Regions from separate parts of the Homo sapiens genome. Here region 1 is linked to region 2. A link is a loop called in an ENCODE intact Hi-C map of the cell type or tissue named here. Cell type or tissue: PC-3. All regions are shown on one strand. Each heading gives the region's core, and the rest is flanking DNA. Links, peaks and the distances in the headings are about the cores only. Region 1 holds the start of LOC105369853 (a long non-coding RNA gene). Region 2 overlaps E2F7 (E2F transcription factor 7).

Evidence for each region. Peaks named below come from ENCODE experiments on the same cell type or tissue, not always from the same donor. Only the 100,000 strongest peaks of a DNase experiment are listed, where the experiment ranks them.
Region 1: a loop joins it to region 2, with 3 times the contacts of the local background. A loop is called at or near these places in 2 of 110 quality-filtered maps.

Annotation. Positions count from the first base shown.
Region 1 is chr12:77,121,076-77,123,896 of GRCh38, forward strand. LOC105369853 (a long non-coding RNA gene) reads left to right here and starts at 1,332. Exons shown (of 5, transcript XR_945118.2): 1 at 1,332-1,547. In PC-3, for the core only: no CTCF peak of the experiment used is centred there; a DNase peak (open chromatin) is centred at 1,356; H3K4me3 peaks cover 368 bases; H3K27ac peaks cover 1,925 bases.
Region 2 is chr12:77,048,403-77,051,223 of GRCh38, forward strand. It overlaps E2F7 (E2F transcription factor 7), which reads right to left. Exons shown (of 13, transcript NM_203394.3): 4 at 2,174-2,342. Among named protein-coding and RNA genes, the nearest start is that of E2F7, 16 kb to the right of the region's middle. In PC-3, for the core only: CTCF peaks have their summits at 1,553 (motif pointing right) and 1,753; a DNase peak (open chromatin) is centred at 1,569.

The DNA.
Region 1 (2,821 bases), core at 269-2,768, 73 kb after region 2:
ATTACTAGAAAACAATGATGACTATAACAGTGATAGATACATGTCTAGGGACTACAAAAATGGCCAGAATTAAGCAGGAGTGCTTCTCATAGACTGAATATGATAAAGTAGTCAATTCTGAGAAAAATTTGGCAGAAATTTTATAAAATTAGAAACAAAAGGAGTCTGTAGAATTCAAATACTTTTTAGACTTTTAATCTTTCCAAGTTGTGCAGTCTGTGACTAATAAGTGATATAAAATAGAAAAACTTCAAACAAATTTAGCATGCAATGTTTTACATTCTCAGTAGAGCTTATAAACTTCATTCGTTTTCAAAGTTGCTCAAATTTAAACAGAAGATAACTGGAAAGCTAGTGGGTAAAAATGAAACAGTACACAGAGTCATCAAAACAAATATATATGATATTATGATAAAAGTTGCTCATATTAATTCATGATAACATTCATTAATTTAGATTTAACAGTAAAATAAGGTATTATATTGAAGTTATGATTCAGTGAAAAATCCACTGAAGTAGCAACTATTCTCTGGGTCTTCCAGTTTTGAATATAGTTGTCAATAATTATTGATTAAGAATAATAGTCATATTCACAATAGTTTAATCTATATTAGTGATAGCCTATGGTTCACATTAGTCATGGAATGTGGCAGTTTTGAATTAGGGGTTTGAATTCTGAAAGTCCTTAGTTTCTGCCATTCTACTCTATGTATAACCAGAAAAACAATCCTTTATGCTCCTTGAGGAAAAGTATAATACAATGGCTCAAGAGCTGGATGAAAACAGAAGGAATTATGGTTTTATTTCTGACTTAGAACAGGATTAGCTCCTACTTTGAACAAATGTTGTATACAGTAGTCCCTCGTTATCTGTAGGGGATATGTTCCAAGATGCCTGAAATTGTGGATAGTAGTGAACCAGATTGCTGTCAATTGGAACAAATTTCTGTTTATGTCTTCTACCTACAGATTTAATGCCTTTTCTATTTTGCCTAAGCACTTATGCACTGTGGATATAATTTTTGCAGTTTGAGGTAGGACAGCAAAACTAGCATGAATTTCTTTTTCCTTCTTCACAGTTTGACAGATTTGTTCTTACCATAGATCTCAGCAACCTCAGTGTATGATTTTTTTCTTTACTTATTAAGTCAAGGGCTTTCACCTTTTCACTTAAAGGAAGCACTTTGCAGCTTCTCTTTGGCATATCCGAGTTGCCAGTATCACTACTTTTGCGCTTTGGGGCCATTATGAAGTCAAATAAAGATTATTTGAACACAAGCACTGACATACCACAACAGTTAACCTAATAACTGAGGCGGCTGCTCAGTGACTAACAGTCTGGTTGATTAGGCAGCAAGGATATGCTGGACAAAGGAATGATTCACGTCCCTACATGAGACAGAGCAGGATGGCCTGAGATTTCATCATACTACTCAGAATAGCACACAATTTTAAACTCATGAATTTTTCTTTCTAGAATTTTCTATGTAATATTTTTGTACTGCAGTTGACTGTGGGTAACTGAGACTGGAAAAAGTGAAACCACAGGTAAGGAGGGACTACTACATCTTTGAGCACTGATTTTTTTTTCATTTGTCCTTTCATTCATTCATGTTTTTATGAGGGTCTACAATGTGCTAGGTACTGTTATAAAGTGGATCAAAACAAAACTAGTCCTTGCCTTATTAGAACTTATATAATGGAGGGAAAAGAAGTAAATACTGATAAAGATGAAATTTCAGATTGTGAAAGATCTTTGAAAAAAAAGTAGGATGCTATGAGAGAGAACCAGGGGCTGGCAGTGAACCAGTTTTAGGTTATCTGGTTAGGAAAGTCTCTCTGAGGTAGTGACATTTGAGCAGGGACTTGAGCTGGCAATTTCAAGAGAAGAAAATGAGAAGGCCATGCCAGGCCCAGGAAACAACACTTACAGAGACCCTAGTGAAAGGATGTGGCAAGTATTAATATGAGGAACCTAGAGGAGGCTGATATGAGTGTAGCTTTGGAAATAAAGAGGAGAGTGGTCATGGGTTAGAATAAGTTTTGAGAAGCTAGATCAGCACAGGGCTTCTTACACCTTAGTCATGTTAAGGGCATTGGATTTTTATTGTAAGGACAGGGGACGCCTTTGAGTTTTAGTTGAGGAATGACAGGAGCCTCAGACTGTTGTATGGAGGGTGGATTGAAGGGAGACAAAAGGAATCAGGGAGAACAATGAAGAGAAAGAACTTTAATACATTGCCTAGTTGATAGATGATGGTAGTAGACTTTCCCACAGGGATGACAGTCTAAATGAACGGAAGGGGAAAATCCCAGGATGTATTGTGGAAGCAGAATGAATAAAACTCATCAATAAATCAAATGTGGGATAAGGAGAGGTGTAAAAAATGACAGGAGCTATTTATAAAAATTATATTCTGGCTTAGAATAATATACTAAACATCAAGGGCATTGCTACCAATATTATAAAGGTAATAACTTTTTAATTAGACTTTATTATTTGAGTAGTTTTAGTTTCACAGCGACATTGGGTGCAAGGTACAGAGATTCCCCAATACTCTCTGCCCTCACACATATGTAGCCTCTCCCCATATTAACCTCTGCCACCAGAGTGGGACCTGTGTTATAACTGATAAACCTGCATGATGCATCATTTCATCCAGACTCCATAGTTTACATGGCCCACAGTTTACGTGGTTCACTCTTGGTGTTATACATTCTATAGTTTCAGACCAATTTATATTAACATGTACTCACTACTATAATATCATACACAGTAGTTTCATTGCCCTCAAAATATTCTGTGCTCTGCCCACTTATTG
Region 2 (2,821 bases), core at 7-2,506:
GACTTACTAAGAATTCTCAGCCCAGAAAACAGTTTCCTAGGCTGTGCTATTAAGTCACTTCCAGTTCTCTAAACTGTTACCCATGATATCCAGTGTTAAATCTACATGGCACTGGAATCTGGAAAACAATGCAATTTGAATGCTCTGCACGTCCTTAGTTAAATACAGTCCTGCAGTCTGTAACCTGGGATGTAGCACAGACTTCAGACTCAACCCCAAAAGACAGTCGTCAGTGAAACAGCTTCCAGCAAGGGACGCCATTTTATGATGTCACATGAAAAGATGGCATGCTTGTTTGGTAGGTCTGGGTGATCAGGAGGCATTGGGAAGCTGTGGAAAAATCTCTGGAGTTCTGCTCCAGGCAGCCATAACATGGGGATGTGCACAACGATCTGCAGCCATACAAAAGTAGGAGTCCACTTTTCTGTCCTCCCTGGGATGTAACACGGCCCTCCAACATCTAATCCTTTGTCTTCTGCAGTGACACCAGTGTAACACTCCTCAATGGAAGTTGGGTACATGGAAGAAGTAGGCTTCATGAACCCCAATGAAAAGGATATCAGATGATCTTTCATTTTACCTTCATTACTGTAAGACTACTTTCTAGGACCCTGGACCCAAAAGCCCTCAACTGGATTTTCACCATGCCTACTGGAAGATGCTGGCAGGAGCAGTCAGCAGTCCCTTGCCTAAAACTGCCTGCTTCTTTATTCTAGTCTGTTTTCATATATTAACACATCTTGTTGAGGGAGTATAACATTCCATATACCCTCCCATTAGAAATGCCATGTGAATGCAACTGATACACCCAGGGCCAGCAAGGGGACCCAATTTTTTGATGTTCAGTTGGCTCACTTTCCCTTTCTTGATTAATTGCCCCCAATCCTAGAATACTATATTATACTTCTGGGCTCCAAATCGGCCCCCAAACCATAGCATTCTACTTCCTCTTCCTATAGAGATGGACAGGACAGCTAGGGTATCAACATTCTAGTAAGAGCTGACTAGAAACTGTTCCACATAATAAGAGCTCTCCATGCCAGCCATTGACTTTGGCATGTTACTGACATTATCCCTAACTTTGCTATATCTCTGCAAGGTAGGTGCTGCAGTTTCCAAGTTATAGACCAAAAGAAGGTTACTTCACTTTTTAAAGCTCTTACAGCCTGTAAATTAGAGAGCTGGGCTTCAAATCCAGCCCTATGTGACCCAAAGCCCAGCCCATGGTCTTCTTATCATAACCCACTGTCTCTTCTTCTCAGTTTCCAACAACCAAAATCTGTTTAGCTTTCAGCTTGAATAATTCAAGTAGACTTTCCTCTACTTGGGCACATTTCTCTAGGATATGGAAGAAATAGAACTAAGAAACAAACTAAAAATTATAATCTATCATTTATTTATTTAGCTGATTTGTTCAGAACTTTTTCTTTTTTGTGTGTATGTAAAACCTTCCTATTTTTAAGGGGACACCCTGACACCTTCATGTCATTGTGATTTCTGCTTATTTAACGAGTGTCAACAATATGTTCACTCTGGAACTAACTGCAATGTCCACTAGGGGTCTCTATTCTGAAGCAGGTGTATACATATTTCCAGCACACACACCCATCTCACATCATACACTCATGCACGTGCACACACGGATTCTTCTTTGTTATAAGGTTTAGTTGTTTGAGTTATGTCCAAATGACCTTTTTCTAATTTGACCCACTTGCTGTGCCAATCATTGTATAGGGCTTTAAACATAATGCTCTTCCTCTCAAATCTTGCTTTACAAAGTTGAAATAACACTAGTTCTGAACTCCTGGAAGCATTATTAAAAATAAAAAGCAGGCTATTTCTAAATAGTTTTGCGTCTGTCTGAAGTAAGATGAATTTAAAATATGAGATACTAATTTGTAATGTAACTCTATTATAAAAATATTACTTATTATAGAAATATTTTTTAAGGTTAAAAAAGACTGCATTTTCATTTGGTCCTCAGGTCTAAAAGGCTCCCTGAAATTCCATGTATAATGAAAACAAATTTGACGATGACAAAGGAAGCTCTGCCTGTTCCTCTGTCTTCACCCGATTGAGGGGCCCACTCTACTTCAAGCCTTCAGCCTGCCCAAGGAAACCAGTTTCCCACTGTAACTGGAGACAGACCTCCAGGTAATCTGATGATACATACCAAGACTGACAGCAACTTCATCTAGGGAGATGGTAGTTTTCTCAGTTGACAAGGGATAACTTGGATAGCGAGCTAGAAACTTCTGGCACAGGAGTCCTAAACTTTTCTGTTTTCTGCTTGGCCTTTGCTTTTCAAATTCGTCCACAGCACTGTCCCCAACAACATCAAGCTACAGAGGGCAGATAGAAGGGAGGGGGAAGATGTCACAGTTAACATCCTAATGGAGAAATGGCAATGGCCAGTGTTGGCAAACTGGGGGGACATCTCAATCCATACCATCCTAGATTCTAGTTAAAATACATTTCCTAATCTAATTCCCTGAATGTTTTATCTATTGTCTTCTCTGGACTGATTTTTTTCTCCTTTATAATTTGAGGCTGAGTCTATTAGTCAAAAGTTTGACAAATGAAAAATGAGAGTCATTTACAGGTTGCTACAGTCTAGCTACTAGTGCGCTCGCTAGGCCTGTGGAATCAGCATCACCAAGAGCTTGTGAGATGTAGAAGCTCAGGCATCAGCTGTATCAGAATCTGCCTTTTCATAAGATTCTAGGTGATTTCTAATGACGTGGAAGTTTCAGACGCACTGGCCTGCATTCTGTCACCAAACTGTTTTATATTTTACAATCGACCAAAGGTTGATGAAAGT